Regions from separate parts of the Homo sapiens genome. Here region 2 is linked to region 1. Evidence: read pairs that join two places in POLR2A ChIA-PET (ENCODE). Cell type or tissue: HCT116. All regions are shown on one strand. Each heading gives the region's core, and the rest is flanking DNA. Links, peaks and the distances in the headings are about the cores only.

Region 1 (5,379 bases), core at 169-5,168:
ATGATGGAAATTAGGGGAATGGGGTTCCTTTAAAATGAAATCAAACTCCGAGAGCTGCGTGCTGCCTAAATGTGTCACCTCACTGCCCACTGAACACACCATATTTTTCTGCCTCACTGCCTCAGTTCCTGTAATCTCCCCATCCGGGTTCCTTTTTCCTCCCACCTTTCCAGAGTCTGTGCTGCCCACCCCGCCATCCAGAAACTTCCTTGCCCACTTAGGGCTCTGCCCTGTGGATATAAGGTCACCTTCTCATCTCTCTCCCTTCCTATGGGAAGCATAGTTATCTCATGCACCAAGGCTGCGTGAGAATTCCCTCTGACACAAGGGCCCCAGAATCTTTTATTTTGGTGCCAGGCACTGGGGAGATGCAAAATAAATAGTTCTTTAGCAAATGAGCATCCCCAGACTCTGGCTGACTGTGGAAGGTCTGGAGAATGAGCAAAGAAATCGCGTTTAAGAAATGCTCAGTGCAGGAGCCAGCCTGGACCGTGTGGATTCAGGAGGTCCACATCACATGCACGCTGTTCAGGAAGGAGGAAGGGCTAAGGGTAGGAACTGTTTGATCAGCCCCTCTTCCGGAAGCTCAGGCCCCCAGATGTTGCCTTGATTACCTATCAAAATGAGCAAATGCCAGATTCACCCAAGGCTTCGCTGACGCAGGGCACTGGAGAGAGAAAAACCACTGAGCTGATTATTTTGGCTTTATCCACCACATCTGTTTCAGCTCAGCATCTCTGCTTGTCATCTTTAAAGAGATGGCTGCAGCGTTACAGAATCTTAGAGCTGGAAATGGCCTTGGAAGTCCTCACATCTCTCCACCTCCTTTTGCAGATAAGGGTCATGTCGCTCAGAGGCTGTGACTCACCCCCGGCCACGTGGCCGGTAGGAGGCCCAGCTGGGCCCGGAAAGAGGACCGTGGTTCTCAGCTCCCAGGCCGGAGCTTTCCCCGGTTTTCCAAGCTTCCTCTTGGATCACACCAAGTCGTTTCCCCATTCGCCTCCGTTAGGCCTCACGAGTGAGAGAAGCTAGCCATGGCCCTTTCTCTCTCACTTCCCTCACTGCCCACCGCCCCCAAAAAAGGGAGAGATTCTCTTCCAGAACCAAACAGCGATGTTTTTTTTCCTCAACCGACGTCCTGTACCCTCCAAACTAGGCCCATCTCCAGGAGCACAGGCGCCTACACTCATACAGTGACTGAAAGAATGTCATCCACCCTCCCATCAACTCTGGGAACCAAGAGGCCATTTCTCAGCCACTGCACATGCCGAGGAGTCAGAGGGACTCGATTCTGCCCTGACTTGTCACACTCTCCTTGGCCAAGGCCTCCCCAAGGCATCTCAACCCCATTTTTCTGAGCCCCCCTGTTGACTGTGACCTTCCGTGCAGGCTGAGTTAGCAGGCTCTCTGGAAGGTGCTTCATGTCCATTCTGGAAGGGAGAGATTATTATCCCTACCCCCTCCCACTTTTTAGAAACAGGTATAGAAATTGAGGCTCAGCGAGGTTAAGTTACCTGGCCATGGTCACCCAGCTAGTCAGTGGTAGAGTCAGAATTCAAACCCCCACAAGGCTTCCTGTGTGCCTCAAAGGAGCTAGAGGCAGCTCAAGATGTCCCTGCATGCACGCTCAGTAACAGCACCTCAGTGCCCTGCCCGAGTGCCTGAAATCCCCTCATTGGAGTCATCTCTCAGGTGACCCCAGCCTCAGGTGGCTAGCCATTCCTTCCTGATGGAAAAGACTGAGGATGGCCAGGCACGGTGGCTGAAGTCTGTAATCCCAGCACTTTGGGAGGCCACCTGAGGTCAGGAGTTCGAGATCAGTTTGGCTAATATGGTGAAACCCCGTCTTTACTAAAAATTAAAAAATTAGCCAGGTGGCATTGGGCACCTGTAGTCCCAGCTATTCAGGAGGCTGAGGTGGGAGAATCGCTTGAACCCAGGAGGTGGAGGCTGCAGTGAGCCGAAATCACGCCACTGGACTCCAGCCTGGGTGACAGAACAAGCCTCCGTCTCAAAAACAAAAAAAGACTGAGGATAAGTGGGAGGGGAGGGTATACAAGAAGACCCTTGGCAAAGATTTGATGATCACAGGAATGGTCTGAGGCTTGACAGCAAGGCCCAGAGAGTTTGGGAGGGCTCAGGGTTGACATGCGGAGAGGAGGAGGAGGAGGAGAGAGGTCTCCAAGGCAAAGCCTGGAGGTAGGTGGGGGCAGAACATGAGGGCAGCAGCAGGAAGGTAAAATGGGTGCGGAGGACAGCAGGTTCCTCCGCTTTGAGGAATCAAAGCCCTCAGGGGCTGGCTCTGGGCAGGGATTGGTTTTGGGGCGGAAGGTGGAAGGGCCGGCGTGACTGGGAGGCATTAGTCAGCAGCGGAGCTTTATGAAAGGAGGGATTGTCCAGAGCCTCCTTACTCACCGGGCCAACTGGGTTGTCCCCAGAGCCCGGGGAGCTGGGCTGTTATCAGAAGGGGACCGGGAATTCTGTGCCGCTCACTGCCCAGGTTGAATGGCTGGGGCCACAGGGGCCAGGCGTGGGGCCCCCGTCCAGCCTCAGCGGCTGTGACTCACAGCCCTCAGCTGAGTTTCTTCATTTTCCGCTGTCCCTGGGACAGTGGGACCAGAGCCCTGGTGGGAGGCCTGACTCCCCTCTCTTGTAATAGAGGAGACCTACGGCTGATTCACAGGAGCCTGCCCCCGGCATCACCCCAGCTGACCCACTGATGCACCCCGTCTGAAATCCACGGAGTTGCAGGCATGCCTGGAAGACCCCGAGCATTTATTCATCTCTTCCTCCTTCAGTCATTCGCACAGTCATTCTTTTTATGGTTGTGTTTTTCCAATCTTTATGATTTTTTTTTCCAATGGCAAAAGTAATCTATTGAATATTAGATTCAAAAGGAATGAAATTCTGATATATGCTCCCATGTGAGTGAACTTGAGGATATTATGTTAAGTGAAATAAGCCAGACACAAAAGGACAAATACTGTGTGATTGCACTTATACGAGTCAAATTTGTAGAGACAGAAAGTAGAATAAATGTTGCCAGGGGCTGGGGAAGGGGAAAGGGAGAGTTAGTGTTTAATGGGGACAGAGTTTCACTGGGGAAGGTGGTGGTAGCGGTTGCAACATTGGGAACGTACTTAATGCCACCGAACCATACACTTAAAAATGGTTCAAATGGAACATTTAATGTCACGCGTATTTTACCGTAATAAAGAAAAACAAAAAGTGATCTATTGTTCAAACAATATATAAAAGATAAAACATAAAAGTAGATGACTGGGCTCATAATTACCCTCATTTCTCACCCTGTTACCAGTTTGGAATATCTGCTTTCGAACCTTTTAACGTCCCCACGCAATCGTGTATGTGTGGGCAAATATAGGCCCTGAGGGAGGAAGGGAATGTGATCTCCAGGTGCCAGACACATGCTCCTCATCCCTGTCTCTTTGAAGGACAATGTCATGCCTGCATCCCCAGGTGCCCAGTGGCAAGGTCGCGCATGAACAATCACCGCCATCCAGCGATGTCTTAGAGGTGTCTGGCTCGGTGCTAAGCCCTTTCACATGCATGAGCTCAATCCTTACACCAGCGTCGTGAGGAAGGTATATCTTGATGCTCACTTCAAAGTCCATTTCAAGGCCAGGTGCAGTGGCTCACCCCTGTAATCCCAGCACTTTGAGAGGCTGAGGCAGGATTGCTTGAGCCCAGGAGTTCAAGACCAGGCTGGGCAACATAGTGAGACCCTGTCTGTAAAAAATTAAAAATTAGCGGGGCATGGTGGTGGTGGTGTGCTCCTGTAGTGCCAGCTACTCAGGAGGCTGAGGTGGGAGGATCACCTGAGCCCAGGAGTTCGAGGCTACCGTGAGCCATGATCACAGCACTGCACTCCAGCCCAGGCAACAGAGTGAGACCCTGTCTCAAAAACAAAAAACAGTCCAGGCTGGGCTCAGTGGCTCACGCCTTATAATCCCAGCACTTTGAGAGGCCAAGGTGGGCGGATCACCTGAGGTCAGGAGTTCGAGACCAGCCTGGCAAACATGGTGAAACCCCGTCTCTACTAAAAATACAAAAATTAGCCAGGTGTGGTGGCATACACCTGTAATCCCAACTACTCGGGAGGCTGAAGCAGGAGAATTGCTTGAACCCGGGAGGCGGAGGTTGCAGTGAGCCGAGATCACGCCACTGCACTCCAGCCTGGGCAACAGAGCGAGACACCATCTAAAACAACAACAACAACAAAAACCCAGTCCATTTCATAAATGAAGACTCAAAGGAGGCAAAGCAGGGATGACCTGTGAGATTGTCAGGATTTGCAGAGATGCCTCTGCCATCATGTGCCCCAATCCTCAGCAGAGGGAGGCACTTGCACACTTTGTAGCAATCCCTTCATTTCTGGCTTCCCTGTTGACTGTACATTCCTAGGGAGAAGGATTATGCCAGCTTGTTCCCCGCTTGGTCCTCCACAAGCCTCGAGCACAGTAGGTGTTCAACAAATATTTGTGGAAAGAATGCTTCTCATTCATTTCTCTGTTTGATCTTCTCCCACACTCCTGTGAGGTAGCAAATTAGGCAATATGATTGCTGCTGCTGTTAGTCATCTGGTTAGCAGGCGAGATGGGGTGACTTCCTCTGGGTCACACGGCCAGGACCTGCTGAGCTGGTCTCAGGCTCCTGGCTCCCCTCCCAGGCCTTTCCAACCCTGTCATGAGGACCTTGGCTCCTGTGCTTAAAAAACAAAGATATTAATTGGGAGGAGGAAGCCTTTGAGTCATTACCAGCAACAATAATAATAATTACAATCCTTCTCCTTGTAACCTTTACCTCATGTAATCCCCACTTCCATAGCACCAGCAAGGGAGGTGCTATTATTATCTCTAATAGATTGTTCTGCAGCTAGACAGAGAGGTTGAGCAACTTCCTCAACATCACACAGCTACGAGCAACAGAGCAGAGATTCAGACCCCATCTGGTTCCAGAGCCCATAAACCACAAGTTACAAATATTGTAATCCCAAGTGGCATCCTCCACCGCACCCAGACAGACTCACAGCGCGTGTGGGCTGCGTTTGGTGAGGGAGAGGCTGAATGGAACATCCATGTATTCTCTCCTGCATTCATTCATTCACTCTCACTTAGTGAGCATTCGCTGAAACCCACCTGGGCGCCCTGCCAAGCGTCTGGCCCTAGGACACAGCAAGAGCAGGATGGTGCCCTTTCTGCCCCCAGGGAGGCTTTGGCCAGGTAGGAAAGGCAGATATCACTGTGCAATTCATTGCTTCATTAGAGCAAAGATGAGTGCCACCGGGGAGGAGGGATAAGCCTCTGTCTGCCTAAACCCAGGGTGGGGAAGGCTGCCCCTCAGAGCTGCCATCTCAGT
Region 2 (5,379 bases), core at 380-5,379, 89 kb before region 1:
ACAGCACTTACACTATCGGAATTAGCTTATTTCATTTGTTTACTTATTTACTGACTATTTCCCCTACTGGATTGTATGTATATTCCAGAAAAACAGGGACCTTTTCTGTCTTGTTCACCGCTGTGACTCCAGTGACTGGCACAAAGTAGACATTCAATACAATATTTGTTACATGAATGAATGGTTTCTCAACTGTTTCCACTGTTGTTTACCTAGTTTGGTTAGATATTTGACTCTGTGATTTTGTTTTTCCAGCTTTAAAATGGTAATAATAGTATCTTTCATCTAATTTATTTTTAGCATGGAGGAGAAAAACTAGGTTGTCTTTATATTTGGAAATATTACTCTTGAATAATGTGATACTGTGAAACAAACAGCTATATAGGAAGTACAGTAGATATACAGTGAAAATGTTCCTTACTTATGATCAGGTAAGATTCTGGATTTCTTTTCTAAATTCTTTTTTTTCTTTATTTCCTTTGGTTTTTGTAGAAGGTGACTGAGATGTACCAGTTCAAATTCAAATACACGAAAGAAGGAGCCACTATGGATTTTGACAGGTAGAATCTAACTGCTTAATGAACATGAGAAATAAATAGGATTGAGGTAAACATAAGCTTCTTGAGGCCAGAGAAAGGCCTTATACTTCTTTACACATTTCCCCACAAACCCTACAGAAAACCACTATTATAAAAAGGGGCTGCAACAATTGTTTACATTCCTGAAATCCATGGATTAAGCTGGTGGGAATAGAGAAAATGGCATGCAGCACAAAGGTAGAAATTATGTCAATAAGGTTGCCTACACGCTATTGATTGAATAACTCCATAAGGCTCTGTCTAGCCATTAATTCAAAGTTTCTCAACTGCTATGCCTAGATAGCGATCCTTTCCACCTCGATATAGCCAGCCTGTGCCTAGGGTAGATAATACCCTTGGACTATTTGCCCGTATGCACAAATATTCTCATTTGCTTACCCCAGTATGTCATATAAATATCATTTCCTTGTGTCCTTGTATGAAAAGATTAGAAAGCACTGCAGTTTCCTTATGAAGTCGAAAATTCCAAGTTTTAGGTTACTAATGGGTTAAATAGCAAACACAAGGACATTGAAGAGCAACGTTTATTTTTCTCCCAGTAGCTTTTGGATTCAGACCTGCCAGGGGGGATGGAGAGCTAAGTATTGCTGATGAGATGGCACAGTAGTGGAAGGTACAGATGATGGTGAAAAGCTCTGGATAGTAGAGGAATCCAAGTAAGGGGGATGGATGCCCTTGAAAGGAAAGACTGATGAGAGACATGGCCTAATTTTCAATTTTCCCTACTATTAGCTCTGGCTCATCATTTGCCATGAGCTTGAGGACTTTTCTCCAAGATTCACTCCCTTGATTATCCTTCCATTTGTAAAACCTACAGACAGCACTAGAATGTGAAGAGAAAATCAGTTCCAAAAATGAGAATTAAAATATTACCTTTTATTAGCTAACATTTGTATAATACTTTACAGCTTATACAGCAGCACTTTTCATACACGTTTTCTCACATAAAAAGTTACCTTTACTCTCCAAAACTCAAAAATATACACTGATGGCCAGATTAAACTCTTTTGTTCTGAAGGCACATATGCCAAGAGGTAAGCTGTAAAACAAAAATGGCCAAATCTTTCACATGCTAAGGAGAGAAGGTGATGCATATTATTAATTTCCTAGAGAAGAAATATAGGCATTTGTTTAAATGGGAGTCCTGAATATGATTTTACTGATGTGTCCTGGAGGCTCCCATGAGCTACATATCTATAGCCCTTCATTCTGGTTACCTACATTTGAATTGGTTAAATCCTGGTTGGCAGAATTTTAAGTTGTTCAAAATTGGAAAAGGAGCTAATGTATTCACTTAATAAATGTTTGCTTCATGAATTCACACTGTCTCCAAAGATCAGTTAGGGAAAAATCCAACATTTCAATTACTTAGGGTTATTTTTCATATTAAGAGCTAACTATGTGCACAGCCATGTGTAAATATATTATAGTCATGGTCCCTCCTGGAAACTACTCAAATGTGAGACTAATTGTGGAAGGAAACTTTGGAGATAAATGAACAAAGTTTAGAATTGGAAGGTAATTTAGTCCAAATTGTTCATTCATTCATTAATTCAACAAATGTTGATTGAATAGCTGGGCACCAAACTCTGTACTGTGGAGATGAAAGATATAGCCACTCACAGTCTAGAGAAGGACAAATAGTTATCCTGAGGATGAGATGAGGGTATTATCAGAGAAGACTTCTTTGAAGAGTCTGCGCATGAGCTAGGTATTAGAGGATAAATTTAGGACAGTCAGGAAGAAAAGTGGAAAAGCACAGTACAAGCAAAGTGAACAGCATATGCAAATACTTTGAGTGAGAGGAAACTGGGCAATAGCTGCAGATGAGGATGGAGGTGAGGATATGACGGGTTGTGAAAGGAATTGTATACACACTGTCTTTGAATTTGATTGAAAACTGATGGATATAATAGAAGAATTCTAAGTAAGAAGGTGACATGAACAGATTTTCCTATTAGTAATATTATTTCAGCGGTGATATGGAGAATATTTTGTAGTGTGGACAAGAAGGAAAGCAGGAAAAATAGTTAGATAGCCACTGTAGTAATCAATGCAAGAGTGAGGAAGGGATACTTTTGCGAGATAATCAGACGGTAGAAAGTCCCAGAGCTGGTGATTGATTTTATGCTTGAGAGTTGTAGAAATGTCTTTACGCTTATCTCACAAATGAGCTAACTGACCTAGAGTGTGTCTAAATGACTTGACCAAGGTCATTCAGCTAGTTATCAGCAGAGCTGATATTAGATGCCAGGTCACCTAATTCCAAATTCGTTGTTCTTACTGTTGTGGTATATGATTTTTTTCAAATCAAATTTTTAAAAAGATCGTATTTTAAATGCTTTTAGGGAATTTGCTACTTAAGAAATTCTTTGTATATACATTGCAAAAAGTACCATCGCTCCCCTAATTTACATTCTAAAAAAGTCTCAAAATATACTAATGTTTAATTTATATTTACTCACATAGTCAAAAGTTTTGTTCCTTTTGGGATAGATTGCCACTATTGTATATGATCAAAAAGTATGCTTTTTTTTCTGTGTAGTCATAGCAGCAGTACAAGCTTTGAAAGTGGAACAAACAATGAAGATATTAAGAAAGCCAGTGTTCTACTGATCCGTAAATTGTATATACTGATGCAGGACCTTGAGCCACTTCCTAATAATGTTGTACTTACTATGAAACTCCACTACTATAATGCAGGTAGGTAGAGAACTTTAGGCAAATTCCTCCTTAAGTGCTGAGCTAATATTTTCTATAAGTAAAAGGATTTTGCAGGCATCTGAAAGAGAAGTCTGTTGCTACACATGAAAGATTAATCGGATTTGTTGTATTGAAACTCAGTTTTCATGGCTTTTTGCCCTTTTCATTTCGCAGTGACCCCACATGATTACCAACCCCTCGGTTTTAAAGAAGGGGTAAATTCACACTTCCTGCTGTTTGACAAGGAGCCTATCAACGTGCAAGTGGGATTTGTCTCCACTGGCTTTCATAGCATGAAAGTAAAAGTCATGACAGAGGCTACAAAAGTGATTGATTTGGAGAACAATCTGTTTCGGGAGAACAGCACTACTGAGATCGCCCATCAGGGTCTAGACTGTGATGAGGAAGAAGAATGCAATGACCATGTAAGGCAAAGCTTTAGAGATTTTCTATCGTGTCAGTTAAACACAATTGATATTTTTCAGTTTCTACCCAGGGCATGCACGTGGAGTGTGCCAGCTATAAAAACTGAAACAAAACTAGTCTCTGACATCAAGGAGTTTTTAATCTAAAAAAGTTTAATCTTCTAAAAGGAAATATACTTTATCAGATGAAATTGTCCATAACTAGGAGGAAAAAGATTTTCTAATATATTTATTTTATTAAAGATATCATAAATTTAGAAAATTTGAGGTTTTCTTTCCTTTATTTGTAAATGACATAATTTTAGGGTTGAAAAATATTCTAGGTATTTATTCATACTCATTGGAAGTATAAATCAGTTCTTGATACTGAGATAATTGGATGGGAGGAGTTGGGGAAGATAAATTTTATGGATAAACCCGAGTCAGCGTGAAAACAAATAATAGTTAACTTCTGGTTATGTGGAGGAAGACAAGCTTTGGGGCTAACTCACTGGGGAAAGTCAGGGGGTTGGTGGGGTTGGAGCTAGTGGAGCCAAACAGTCAGGTCTCTGATCCCTTTATCCTCCCATTTCCACCAATAGAGACTTGGAGTTAGATTCTTGCTAGGGTCCCATTATGCCCTAGGTAACTCCACACCCTTAACTGGTGGTTGTCTGGATAATAATGTTAACTGTATGACAACATTGTGTTAAAAGGGTTCTGAGTTAGACAAAAAATTTTCAGTAGGAAGGGATGCTATAAGATCTTTTCAGGAGATATTTTAAGATTAGAATGATAACTTGTTTGCTTAAGATAATTTGAGTCTTATTTAAAGATAGGTGACTGTACTAGGTAACTTCTGAAGGTTCCTTCTAGTTCTTTAACTCTGTATTATGTTTAATACATTGAAAAGAGGTTCTAGTTGTTCTAGTTTTAATTCAATTAATGTAAATAATATAACCAAACAAGTAACAGATTGTTTTTAAATTTTTAGTGCTTTCTCGATGTTAGACATAAAAATGACTTTGGATTTTGGTGCAATTTTCCTCTTCCAATTTCACCCAAGGAAGATATAGCTAACATAGAAAGGGGAAAAAAAATGAAGGTTAAGAAAAGAATGTTTCAGCTAGTTTTTTTTGTTGTTGTTCTTGTTGTTTTTGAGACAGGGTCTCGCTCTGTTGCCCAGGCTGAAGTACAGTGGTGCAACCATGACTCACTGGTGCCTCAGCTTGCCAAGGAATCCTCCTACCTCAGCCTCTCGAGTAGCTGGGACTATAGGCACATGCCACCACACCTGGCTAATTTTTTATTTTTTAATTTTTTGTAGAGACAAGGGTCTCACTGTTACCAGGGCTGGTCTTAAACTCCTGGGCTCAAGCAATCCTTTCACTTTGACCTCCCAAAGTGCTGGGATTACAGGTATGAGACACCACACTGGGCCTCAGCTAGGTATTTATTTATTTATTTATTTATTTATTTATTTATTTAGGGAAAGAGTCTTGCTCTGTTGTCCAGGCTTGAGTGCTGGAGTGCAGTAGTTGATCACAGCTCACTGCAGCCTTGACCTTCTGGGCCCAAGTAATCCTTTCAGCTCAGCCTCCAGTGTAGCTGAAACCATAGGTGTGCGCCACCACACCCAGCTTATTTTTTATTTTTTTTAGAGACAGGGTCTC

Evidence for each region. ChIA-PET counts read pairs that join two places held together with the same protein. Peaks named below come from ENCODE experiments on the same cell type or tissue, not always from the same donor. Only the 100,000 strongest peaks of a DNase experiment are listed, where the experiment ranks them.
Region 2: POLR2A ChIA-PET joins it to region 1 with 15 read pairs; 5 of 35 experiments call an interaction of 5 or more read pairs at or near these places.

What each region holds. Positions count from the first base shown.
Region 1 is chr22:30,208,157-30,213,535 of GRCh38, forward strand. No RefSeq gene overlaps it. Among named protein-coding and RNA genes, the nearest start is that of LIF-AS1, 28 kb to the right of the region's middle. RefSeq lists an enhancer at 4,364-4,658. In HCT116, for the core only: a CTCF peak has its summit at 4,367 (motif pointing right); DNase peaks (open chromatin) are centred at 2,375 and 4,585; H3K4me3 peaks cover 2,042 bases; H3K27ac peaks cover 5,000 bases.
Region 2 is chr22:30,118,488-30,123,866 of GRCh38, forward strand. HORMAD2 (HORMA domain containing 2) reads left to right here. Exons shown (of 11, transcript NM_152510.4): 8 at 493-560; 9 at 3,145-3,302; 10 at 3,477-3,727. Among named protein-coding and RNA genes, the nearest start is that of HORMAD2, 41 kb to the left of the region's middle. In HCT116, for the core only: no CTCF peak of the experiment used is centred there; no DNase peak of the experiment used is centred there.